Linked DNA regions of Homo sapiens: region 1 is linked to region 2. Evidence: read pairs that join two places in POLR2A ChIA-PET (ENCODE). Cell type or tissue: Panc1. All regions are shown on one strand. Links, peaks and the distances in the headings refer to the core of each region. The heading gives the core; the rest is flanking DNA. Region 1 holds the start of ATP6V0C (ATPase H+ transporting V0 subunit c). Region 2 holds the start of BRICD5 (BRICHOS domain containing 5).

The links. ChIA-PET counts read pairs that join two places held together with the same protein. Peaks named below come from ENCODE experiments on the same cell type or tissue, not always from the same donor. Only the 100,000 strongest peaks of a DNase experiment are listed, where the experiment ranks them.
Region 1: POLR2A ChIA-PET joins it to region 2 with 14 read pairs; 5 of 35 experiments call an interaction of 5 or more read pairs at or near these places.

What each region holds. Positions count from the first base shown.
Region 1 is chr16:2,508,791-2,516,239 of GRCh38, reverse strand. It overlaps ATP6V0C (ATPase H+ transporting V0 subunit c), which reads right to left and starts at 2,288. Exons shown (of 3, transcript NM_001694.4): 1 at 2,058-2,288. The coding sequence starts at 2,136. RefSeq lists silencers at 1,533-1,672, 2,093-2,572 and enhancers at 3,478-3,772, 4,563-5,166, 6,164-6,233, 6,294-6,403. In Panc1, for the core only: no CTCF peak of the experiment used is centred there; no DNase peak of the experiment used is centred there; H3K4me3 peaks cover 2,259 bases; H3K27ac peaks cover 1,628 bases.
Region 2 is chr16:2,209,138-2,212,279 of GRCh38, reverse strand. BRICD5 (BRICHOS domain containing 5) reads left to right here and starts at 1,417. Exons shown (of 6, transcript NM_182563.4): 1 at 1,417-1,497; 2 at 1,630-1,758; 3 at 1,999-2,154; 4 at 2,229-2,330; 5 at 2,574-2,727; 6 at 2,824-3,027. The coding sequence starts at 1,447. The coding sequence ends at 2,918. PGP (phosphoglycolate phosphatase) reads left to right here. Exons shown (of 2, transcript NM_001042371.3): 2 at 1-687. MLST8 (MTOR associated protein MLST8) reads right to left here. Exons shown (of 9, transcript NM_022372.6): 9 at 2,827-3,142. RefSeq lists an enhancer at 1-532 and a silencer at 1,972-2,162. In Panc1, for the core only: no CTCF peak of the experiment used is centred there; no DNase peak of the experiment used is centred there; H3K27ac peaks cover 571 bases.

The DNA of each region.
Region 1 (7,449 bases), core at 1-2,500, 300 kb before region 2:
TCAGGAGGCTGAGGCAGGAGGATTGCTTGAGCCTGGGAGGTTGAGGCTGTAGTGAGCCATGACCACACCACTGCACTCCAGCCTGGGAAACAGAGCAAGACCCTGTCTTGAGGAGGGGAGAAAAAAAAAAAAAAAAAAAAAAGCAGTTGTCTGAATTGGCCAAGTGAAGTCAGAGGTCAGCTCCTGGAGAGCCACAGTAAGCCACGTTTATCCCGAAGAGCCAGGGATAAGCAGGAAAGGCCTAGGCCAGCAATACCGTGTTCTCAATTTCCAGACACCTGCTGGTCAGGCTGCCCAAAGACCTGTGTAGGTCTTGACGGAGAGAGAGGAAAGGAGCTGGGTGCAGAAAAAGGGCTTGGTGGACAAACTCAGGGCTTCAAGGGCAAGCAGCAACAGCTAGAATTTAAGTTCCACATGGGCGGGGATCCCATTTTGTTCACTGCTGTCCTACCAGTACCTGGCACATAGTAAGCGCTCAATCAAGATTGTTTGGATGAATGAGTGACAGCCACAAGCTAATACCCCACAGGTGGCCAGGCAAAATGGAATCTCTGAAGGCATTCTGAGGGCAAAGAACAGAGGAGGCTGGGGGGAAGGGCTCGGCAGCCTGTTGGGAGAAGCCTTGAGTCTGTGGAAAGAGCAGGCGGTGCCTAGGGGGAAGGAGAAGTCTAGACCACTTCTTCCACCACAAATGACCCCTTACTTGCACACGACGGGAAGGCCAGGGCTCACTCACGAATGGCAGACAGGCCCAGGCAGAAGGAGGCCCGCAAGAGAACAGAGAGCTCCAAGCCCCCACCCCACAGGTGTTTACAGTCAGCAGAGACTGTTTGGAGTTCAAACCCTCCACATATCTGCACTAGGAGCCTCCCCAGGCCACCAGGCAGGGTGGGGCAGGGCACGGTCATCAAAGCTAAAACCAGACCTAACCACGGAGGCGGAAATCAGACCAGGCCAGGCCAGTCCACGGAGGCTGAGACTGGGCCAGAACTTAACTCGTCGGACCCACATTCCTGGGCCTAGCCCTAGCCCAAGTGCCATTCTCCCAGGGAGACCAATTGTCACTAAATTGGACGCCCAGGACCTGTCAAGGCCCAATTTCAAAAGCAGGGTGCCACCAAGAACCCTAGAAGGCCCCTTCTCCAAGCCCAGGGAAGCCCCTCCCAACTTCAGGCCTCAGGGAGGGAAAGGAAGGTCATTCATTCACCCCTCCATTCATTAGGACCACAACTGGAAGCCTCAGTCCTGAGGGCAACGACTGGATCCCATAAACTCGGACACCCATGCCACCCTCTCACCCACCTCAGAGCACAGACCCTCTGCAAGCTACACAGCCCCGCCAGCGCCGATGCTGCTGTCTCCCCGCTCCCTCCACTTCCACACACTCCCACCCGGGTCTCCGCGGGCTCTCCGAACCAAGCCCTCAGCCCAGCTTTCCCAAACAGCCCACACAGCGACACGGGTATTGGGCAACTGTAACCAGCTCCAACCGGAAGTACCTGCCTGTGGGTGAGACCCACCTGACCCTCGGGGCCGGCCGCCATAAGGGCGAGGGCTGAGGACCTCCCGTGGGGGACATGGGCTCCCCACCAGCCGGAAAGCTCCAGCGACCGGCTGGGCGTTCCTGGGCCGGACCCGCGCCGCCGCCCGCGCACTGGGGCCTTCGAGGTGTGATGTCACCTGCCCGCAGAATCGGCCCCCCTCGCGCCGCCCCCCTCGCGCCCCCACCCCAGCCTCCCTCTCGCCGCTCCCGGGGCTAATATGGCAGCGGCGCCGCCGCCCCACCCCCGCAACCGCACGACCCGGCTGGCAGGGCCGCCGGCCCGGACCCCCGAGACTCACACCCCGGCCAGGCCCGCACGCCCTGCGCCCCGGACCCCCGGCGGCTCCCCGCAGCCCTCGGGGCGCCGACCCCCGCCCGCTGTCACACGAGGCCCGGGCGCCCCCGACAGCTCGGGATTACGTCAGAGTGACGTCACACACCGGACCCCGGCGAGCTGCGGGCATGAGCAACGCGCGCGCCCCCGCCCCCGAGTCCCTCCCGCCGCCGCGCTCACCGCTGAAGACCATGGCGGCCGAGGCGCCCATGACGGCGAAAAACGAAGCATACTCGGGGCCGCTCTTGGACTCGGACATGTCTGCGGGTGGGGAGGGGGCAAGCTCTGCGGGCCGAGGCGGTGGCGGAGGCGGGGGCGAGGACGGGCCGGGCACGAAGGTTTGCGGGCGGGCGGCGGCGAAGGCGATCCGGCCCGTCAGCCGCTGCGCTCTAAATACCAGCACCGCAGAACAAAATGGCGGCCGCGGCCGCGTCACATGACCTGGGCCCCGCCCCTGCGAGCCGTACCACTTCGCACCGTGGGGGAGACGCGTCCCCGGGACGCCCGGCCGGCCCGTTGACCTCCCCCGGGCTGTGCCGCCCGCCCAGCGACCCGGCCCCGGCGCCCGGCCCCGCCCTGCCTCGGCCTCCGCGGGTGTTTCCGGGCGCCGCCGGCCTCTGGATCTCCGCAGCGTTGGACCGGTCTCGCGCCGGGGCGGGGCGGTGTGGTGTGTGCTTCATTAGCATACGGGGCGGGGCCTCGGACGCCCCGCCTCCTCTGCGGCTGCGCGTCGTCTGCAGGTGTTGGGTTCCCGGCGACGCTTTTCTTTGTACCCCTGGCGTGAAGCTGCAGGCCGTGGTTTCGCGGCCTTGCCCCCAAGACGGGGCCTCACCCCTCCGGGCGCTGGTCTTCCAGGATCTCCCTACCAATCCTGGGCGAGCTAAGGGTCCCAGCAGATGTGCGGCGCGCGGGCCTCCTCTGCCACAGCGTCCGGAAAAGCCCCCAGCCCACACCTGTGAAGTCCCAGCCCGTGGCTGCGGTCACCTCCCTCCACCCTGTCCCCAGTCTCCTCCAGACCCAGACCTACTGCCTCTGACCCAGCAGTTGGTGACTTCACCTCTCGCTTCGGAGAAAAAGGACCCCCTCCCCGCACCTGTCTCTGCCTTTGCATCAGGGACCCAAACATTAGTGGGGTGTGTCTCTGCCCCTCAAGATGTAGGCATGACTGGTGGAAGCCCTGTCGGAACTGCGACCTCTGGAGGCCCCCCGGGCTCTGCACGTTCTGGCGTCCTGGTCCTCCCACCTGTCCTTGCAGCCACCCACTCACGCAAAGCCTGCACCTTCAGGGCCATCTTTCTGTCTTTCTGGAGCAGTTGGAGCGGTTCCCGCAGCCGTGAAAGCAGCCCAGCCAGGGCTGGCGCTGCCCTACTGATCCTGTGTGGCAGTCCCTGGCACCCCCTCTGCCTGATCTCCATTCCCCCTTTCAGGGGCCCTGGGCAGCTGCCACCAGGCCTGAGTGTCCTTTGAGCTCTAAGGCCTCATCCTGGGTTAGAGCTCTCCCTGAGTAGCCTGGATGCTGGCTCATCACCTTCTCTATGTAGGCAATGGGGTCATGGCCCCTGGTCTGGCCCTCCTGCTGGACTCAGCCCCACCTTCCCCAGCAGGAGCCTCCCTCAAGCCCCTTCCCCAGGCTAGCCTGGGTCTGCCACTCTTGGAACTTGCAGCCCGTGAAAGTCCCTAAGTCTGTCCTGGTTCAAAGGAGAGGAGGCAACAGATACGGCCAGAGGCCCTTTCTGCTCCTCCCTCTTTCTTGCCCGGCCCTTGTTTCTGAGAAGACGAATCTTCACTCTGTCTCCACCTCCTCACCTGCCCTTCCCTCTCCAGCTCCTTGCCCTTGCCAAGGTCACTGGTGACCGCCATTTCTCTAAGCAGAAGGACATCTGTCAGGCTGTCCAAGTGGACCTCTGTGCTGCGTGGCCTGCCACCCTCTCCACACACTCTCCTCTCTCCTGCGGACTTCCTAAATCTCAGACGCCCTCATTCTTCCTGGAGTCACAAGGCCCTGTAGCCCCAATTTTGCTGCAGGTCCTGGCATACCCAGGGCTACCCCTAGCTCTGCCCTTCCCCTGCTTGATCCCATCCTTTCCCTGGCTTTGTCCCCCATCTTACGCCGTCTTGTCCCTCACCTGCACCATTCCAGCCCCGACCGCCCTCTGAGTGAGAGCAACACCAGTGCCTGCCCCCATAACTCCAAGCCCTCCAGGAAAGCCTAGGCCAGGAAGGCTGTGCCTGGGGCCGAATTCAGACCAAGGAAAGGTGGCGCAGAGCAGCCCACCATGGAGAAACAGCACAGTCCAAGCTCAGGGGTGGGCTGGGCACGGTGGCTCCCGCCTGTAATCCCAGCACTGTGGGAGGCCGAGGCAGGAGGATTGCTTGATCCCAGGAGTTTAAGACCAGCCTGGGCAACAAAGTGAGACCTCGTCTCAAACAAAACATTGTAGGGTGGGCAAAGAGCACCTAACTCCATTGTGGCTGAAACACCAGGACTGGGGACATGGGGACGTGGAGAGACTTCCCTCTTGCAGGAGCAGGGAGTGGGTCAGCTGTGCTCACTGGCCTCTTACCCATTCATTTTCTGCCTAAGTTCTAGTGTGAGAGGTCACACCGGGTCTCCAGTGTGGCTCCTGACACTTCAAGCTGGCGTGTCTGAAGCTGAGCTCGCCCCCACCCCTTCACCACCACCTTCCACTGGGCTATTTCCATTCCCGCAGAAGGCACGCCCATCCCCCCGCAGCCTGACGTCACGCCACTGCTCCCTCCCCACTCTGTATTACTCAGGATCCCGAGATCCTGCCTCCCCAGCTTGTGTCCGCGCCCGCGCCCCTGCCCCTGCCGCTGCCTGGCCTAGGTCTTCTCATCGCCTACCCCCAATCAACCGAGTCTTCACCTTAAAGCCACAGGTTCTTTCCAAAGGGCACTTTCCATCCTGGAATCCTTCGGCCCCTCAAGAGCCCTCCCTGGTCCCCTCCCGCTTCTCATCACCAGCCCCCCAACGTGTCTGCATCACCTGTGTCTGCACCAACTCTCTTCCTCACTCCCTACTTAAGAAATGCACCTCAGTTGGCGGGGTGCCTATAATCCCAACATTTTGGGAGGCCGAGGCGGGTGGATCACGAGTCAGGAGATGGAGACCTCCTGGCTAACACAGTTAAACCCTGTCTCTACTAAAAATACAAAAAATTAGCTGGGCGTGGTGGCACACACCTGTAATCCCAGCTACTGCAGAGGCTGAGGCAGGAGAATCGCTTGAACCCGGGAGGCGGAGGTTGCAGTGAGCTGAGACAGCCTCACTGCATTCCAGCCTGGGCGACAGAGTGAGACTCTGTCTCAAAAAAAAAAAAAAAGAAATGGGTCTCAGTATTTAGAACACCACCTCCTCCAGGAAGCCCCCACTTTCCTTCCCCTCCTTCTTCCTCCTCAGACACCCCCTTCAGGCCTCTCTGGATGCTCCCCTCACACTCTGTGATTTTTTTTTTTTTTTTTTTGAGATGGCGTCTCACTCTGTCACCCAGGCTGGAGTGCAGTGGCGCGATCTTGGCTCACTGCAACCTCCACCTCCCGGGTTCAAGCGATTCTCCTGCCTCAGCCTCTGGAGTAGCTGGGACTACAGGCGCCGGCCACCACGCCCGGCTAATTTTTTGTATTTTTAGTAGAGATGGGGTTTCACCGTGTTAGCCGGGATGGTCTCGATCTTCTGACCTCGTGATCCACCTGCCTCGGCCTCCCAAAGTGCTGGGATTACAGGCGTGAGCCCACGCCCAACCTCTGTGATTTTTTTTTTCCGCTCACTGCCTCCCCCACTGAGGGTCGCTGTGACTCTTTTTCTGTGTCCTTGACCTGGTAGGGTGCCAGACACACACAGGAGAGATTTCCTGAGCACCAGGGTGGGCCAGGCCCTGTCTGGGCACCGTCACCCCTCACTCTCACCGTGACCCTCATTTTCTGGTCAGCGAAACAGGCCTCAGAAGGTTAAGAGCCTTGCCAGGCATCCAGCTAGCAGCTGCCAAGGGAACCTGAAACTGGAGCTCCAGGGCCTGCCTCTGTGGTGGGCTCCACAGATGACTGATGACCAGTGACAGGTCTAGGAAGGACCCAGATCTCCTTCTCCTTGGTCTCCCAGCACCGGGCAGGACCCCAGGGTGGAGTGGACTCTGGGGTGGGGATGGCCAGGGACACACATCTCTCTCCTCCCTCACAGCTACGTCCCCCCTGGCGTGAAACCACAAGTCACGAGCCCCTGGCCTGTCACTGCTACAGCAGCGGGGATTTCCAGGAACTGGGGGAGGGGCTTTGAGAAACTCAGGTCAGAGACCCCAACAGAAGCCGTAGAGAAATGTAGGGTGGGCTTCTGCAGGAGGGACCAGCAGCATTTTGCAGAGACCCCGGCAAGGGTAGGGGAGGATGGGGATAAAGAGACAAGGAATAAAGTCCCAAGAGTGACTGGGGAGATCAACTTCTCCGGAAGAAGCCATCACAAAGGGCTGGGGGGCAGCCTCATCTGCAGATGACAGTGTCCCTGCAGGCACCTGCTCCTGGAGACAGCTATCCTTCTGAGTTGCCCTGAGGACACACCCAGAGGGGCACAATGCTGGGAGATGGCACTGGGCACTCTTGACCTGCTTCCAGGAGAGCCATGTGTGGCCCCAGCAGGGCCGGAGGAAATGGGCCAAGAACACAGGTGTACCATCAGGGGTATGACCAAAGGTGCTTTATTTTCTTATCATTAAAAGTTAAGGCTTAAACAATGATACAGTGAAGTTTTTTGTTTTTTGTTTTTTGTTTTTGAGATGGAGTCTCACTCTGTCACCCAGGCTGGATTGCAGTGGCGCAATCTCAGCTCACCGCAAGCTCTGCCTCCCATGTTTAAATAAAATAAAATGCCAGAGGTAAAGACAACGTGGTGCAAGTAGGACTCGGCACCGTACAAGCTGCTTGGTGCAAGGAGGCTCCCCAAAGTCGAGGGCGGCAGGGGAGGTGGAGCCCTGAGCTGCTCCCGCTGGACAGCAGGCACTGAGGGGGCAAGAGGTTGGAGGCAGACGACTGCAATGACCCCAAGGACAGGGCAGCTCCCCCTTCTCGCTCACCCCAAGCTTTCAGGGTTGATGGAAAAGGGCCTGAGTGGGCCCTCCTCTTTGAGGACCCAGTGGGGTGGGCAGGGAGTCCAGCCGGCCCTGACCACTAGGCAGCAGTGTTCGGCGTTTCTTCTGCAGGCAGGTGGGCAGGTGGAGGACCCCATTGGCTCACAGGTGCTATAGTAGCCATTGGGTTTTTTTGGACACAAACTTCCAAATGACCAGGGCCGGGGGCTGCACCTGCACCACGACCAGGTTTTTCAGAACGGGTGTCAGATAAACGCTCAGCCCTAGGCAGCCTGGACCCCATGTCTGGTTTCAGGGTGCACCCTGAAGGCCAACACGGCCTCCTCACACTCCACCCAGGGGGTCAGGGCTCACCGCCGCAGCCCTTGCCCGCCTCAGACCCTGATCCATTCATTCAGTTCCCTGAGCACCTACTATTGTGCCAGGTGCTGAGTGAGGCCCCTGCCAGACAAAGACAAGTTAGAGTCCCTACC
Region 2 (3,142 bases), core at 1-2,500:
AGCACCTCCCAGGCCTGGGATATCGGGTTCAGAGGGTGCTGCAGAGCAGCATGAGGGTGGCTCCACCCATGAGGCTGGTGACACTGACGCTGGCTTGGCTAAGTTGGCTCAAGCCGGGTCTGGCCTGACAGGGTGCAGTCACACCAGGAGCGCATGGCAGATGCAGCCTCAGTGATGCCTCTCTTGCCGGGTAGGGGCTGGGAGTCCCCGTGCATCCTGTCTCTGGCCCATGAGGGGCTGCAGCACTGTGGGCGCCAGAGCACAGATTAAACTCTCAAACCCACACTGGCTCAGGTGTCCTTGCTCTCACCTTGCATTGGCCCGGGTGATGCCGTCTCACCACGGGTGGGAGGACTCAAAGTAGATGGGTAACTGGGGTTCCAACTCCAGAGCTGGAATGCCAACTGCCCACTCCCAGCCTGGTTCAGAGGAAGATGTTTTGAAGAATGAGGGAAAGCCAGGCACAAAGGGAAGCCAGGGAAGCAAAGGGCCCTGGAGTGAAGCTGGTGGGCTGCCGTGTCAGAGCGCCCAGGGCAGGGAGCAGAGCTCAGAAGTAATGCTGGCCCGGGCGCAGTGGCTCACACCCGTAATCCCAACGCTTTGGAAGGCTGAGGCAGGTGGATTACTTGAGATCAGGAGTTCAAGACCAGCCTGGCCAAAATGGTGAAAACCCATCTCTACTAAAAATACAAAAATTAGCGGGACTTGGTGGCATGTATCTGTAATCCCAGCTACTAGGGAGGCTGAGGCATGAGAATTGTGTGAACCCGGGAGGCAGAGGTTGCAGTGAGCTGAGATCACGCCACTGCACTCCAGCCTGGGGGACACAGCGAGACTCCGTCTCAAAAAAAAAAAAGTTGGGCTAGGCGGGCCCCCGAGGCTGGCCTGACTGTCCCAGGGGCACAGGCTCCAGCAGGCTGCCTGTCTGTGGTCCAGGCTTCAGGAACCCCCGGTCTTGGGTGTGCGGGGGCTGGGAAGTGGCTGGGGGTGCACAGTCCCACACCTGTCATTCACTGAACAGGCACGTATTGACAGCTTGTGGCGTGTCAGGCCCTGTGCCCAACTCTGGGAGTCAAGGATAACCTGACAGACTCAGGCCACTTTAGGAAAACGAAATCCACCCCAACCACACTTAGCGAGTCACCCTGGCCGGGCCTGGGCTGCCCTCCAGTCGGTCAGCCGGACTGGATTTCCACGCGGCCGAGCCCTACGCCTCCCAGACCCTGAGCTCCAGTCTGCACAGGCCAGGTGTCTGGAGCCGGGCCTGGTGACAGGCATCCCCCAGGTGGGAGGAGGGGCTGTCCTGGCTCTGACCTGGATATCAGATCCAGAGCTGAGGGGGAGGCGCAGGGTCAGGAGGGGAGGGGTTCTGTTCTGAGTTTCCCCTGGCCAAGGCTGCAGACAAGGGACGCAGACAATCGGCACATTGTGAGCAGGGGCTGCAGGATGGAACCAGCAAGCTGCTGTGCTGAGCGCCCCAAACCTGGGCCTACAGGGGTGAGTGCCTCCCGTTACTCCTGCAGCAAGGACCCAGGGGGTGCCCCAGGCCACCCAGCCCCTCCCTTCCCCAGCCCACTTGCTCCCTGATGTCTAACCCTCATGACCCTTCTGACCCTGATGCACGCCCAGGTGAAGACCAAGCCCTCCTGCGGGGGCTGGAGAGCCGTGAGCCTGCTCCTGCTGCTGCTGCTGCTGGTGCTGGCCGCTGTGGGGGTTGTGGCTGGAGGGCTTCTTGGCTCTGCTCAGGGCCCTCCCAAGGTGAGCCCCTCCTCAGCACCAGGGACATGGACAGTGGAAAGGGAGAAGGGAAGCTGGCATATCCCAGCCTCCAGCAGAGCAAGGGTGCGGAGCAGGCAGTGACACCACCTAGGAGCAGACAGCCAGAGGACCAAGGGGTGGAAGGGCCCACTCAGGGGTGTCAGGAGTCCTGCAGCCCAGAGCTGGAGGCTGTGCTGGGGTTGCACAGCTGCCCGGCTGAACTCCAACTCCCACTGCCAGCCAAGGCTGCAGACGCTGCGAATGACCCTCCCGAGCCCCCACATGCCCCGGCCCAACCAAACCATCCTGGTGGACGTGGCCCGGAACGCGGCGACCATCACAGTGACCCCACCTCAGAGCAACCACAGCTGGGCGGTGCTGTTCGACGGGCAGAGCGTGAGTGGGCAGGGAGGGGTCACCCTGGCAGGTGTCGGTCTGGGGGGCCCCGCCTCACCCCCCTGCCTCCCCAGGGCTGCATCTGTTACCGCCCTGAGGAGCACCAGGTCTGCTTCCTCCGCCTGATGGAGGACAGTGATCGGGAGACCCTGCGGCTGCTGGTGGATACCTCCAAGGTGAGCCGTCCTGCTGGGCGCAGGCCCGGGCCAGGGGCTAGACAAAGGGTCCTGTGTGCAGCCCAGTACGGGACAGGCTGGAGCTGTGGTTTCAGGGAACAGGAAGCTCTCTCCGCCCTAAGCCCAGGCTGCTGACAAGAGCTGAGGGTGGGGACATCACTGGGGGTTGGAGGGTACCCGGCCCTGCCAAGCCAGGAGCAGGGAGCAGCCCTGTCCCACCGCCCACCAGAGCCTTCTCAACAGGTCCAAGAGGCTTGGGTCCCCAGCCAGGACACCCACCACACCCAGGAGCTGCTGGCAGTGCAGGGGAGCCTCGAAGTGGACCCCGCCCAGGCGGGGGCTTTGGTGCAGCGCCTGTGCATGAGGACCCCCATCTACTGGGCCCGGCGAGCAGAGGGTGAGTCAGGACCGCTGTGGGGGAAGGCCAGGCCCTCGGGATGGTTTGAGGAGCTGGGGGCGGAGCCCTTGGAGATTCACGGCACCCTCGCCACAGGGCCCCGGAGACAGCGGCTGATTTATCTCTGCATCGACATCTGCTTCCCGAGCAACATCTGCGTGTCGGTCTGCTTTTATTACCTCCCAGACTGAGCCCCCGACCTGGCCCAGCCTGGCCCGTCCCCAATCCAGTGGGCTGGCCAGGCCACCTGCACCAGGGAGGACAGCTGCTGGCAGGGACTAATAAACCCTTCCACCTGGCCATGGTGGTGGTGTTCTCTATGGACCGAGGCCCTGAAACGCGGGCAGGGAGGGGCAGAGAACACACTAGCTTGGGGGTGGGCACCAGCCTCAGACCCCTCAGCAGCTTTGGGCCC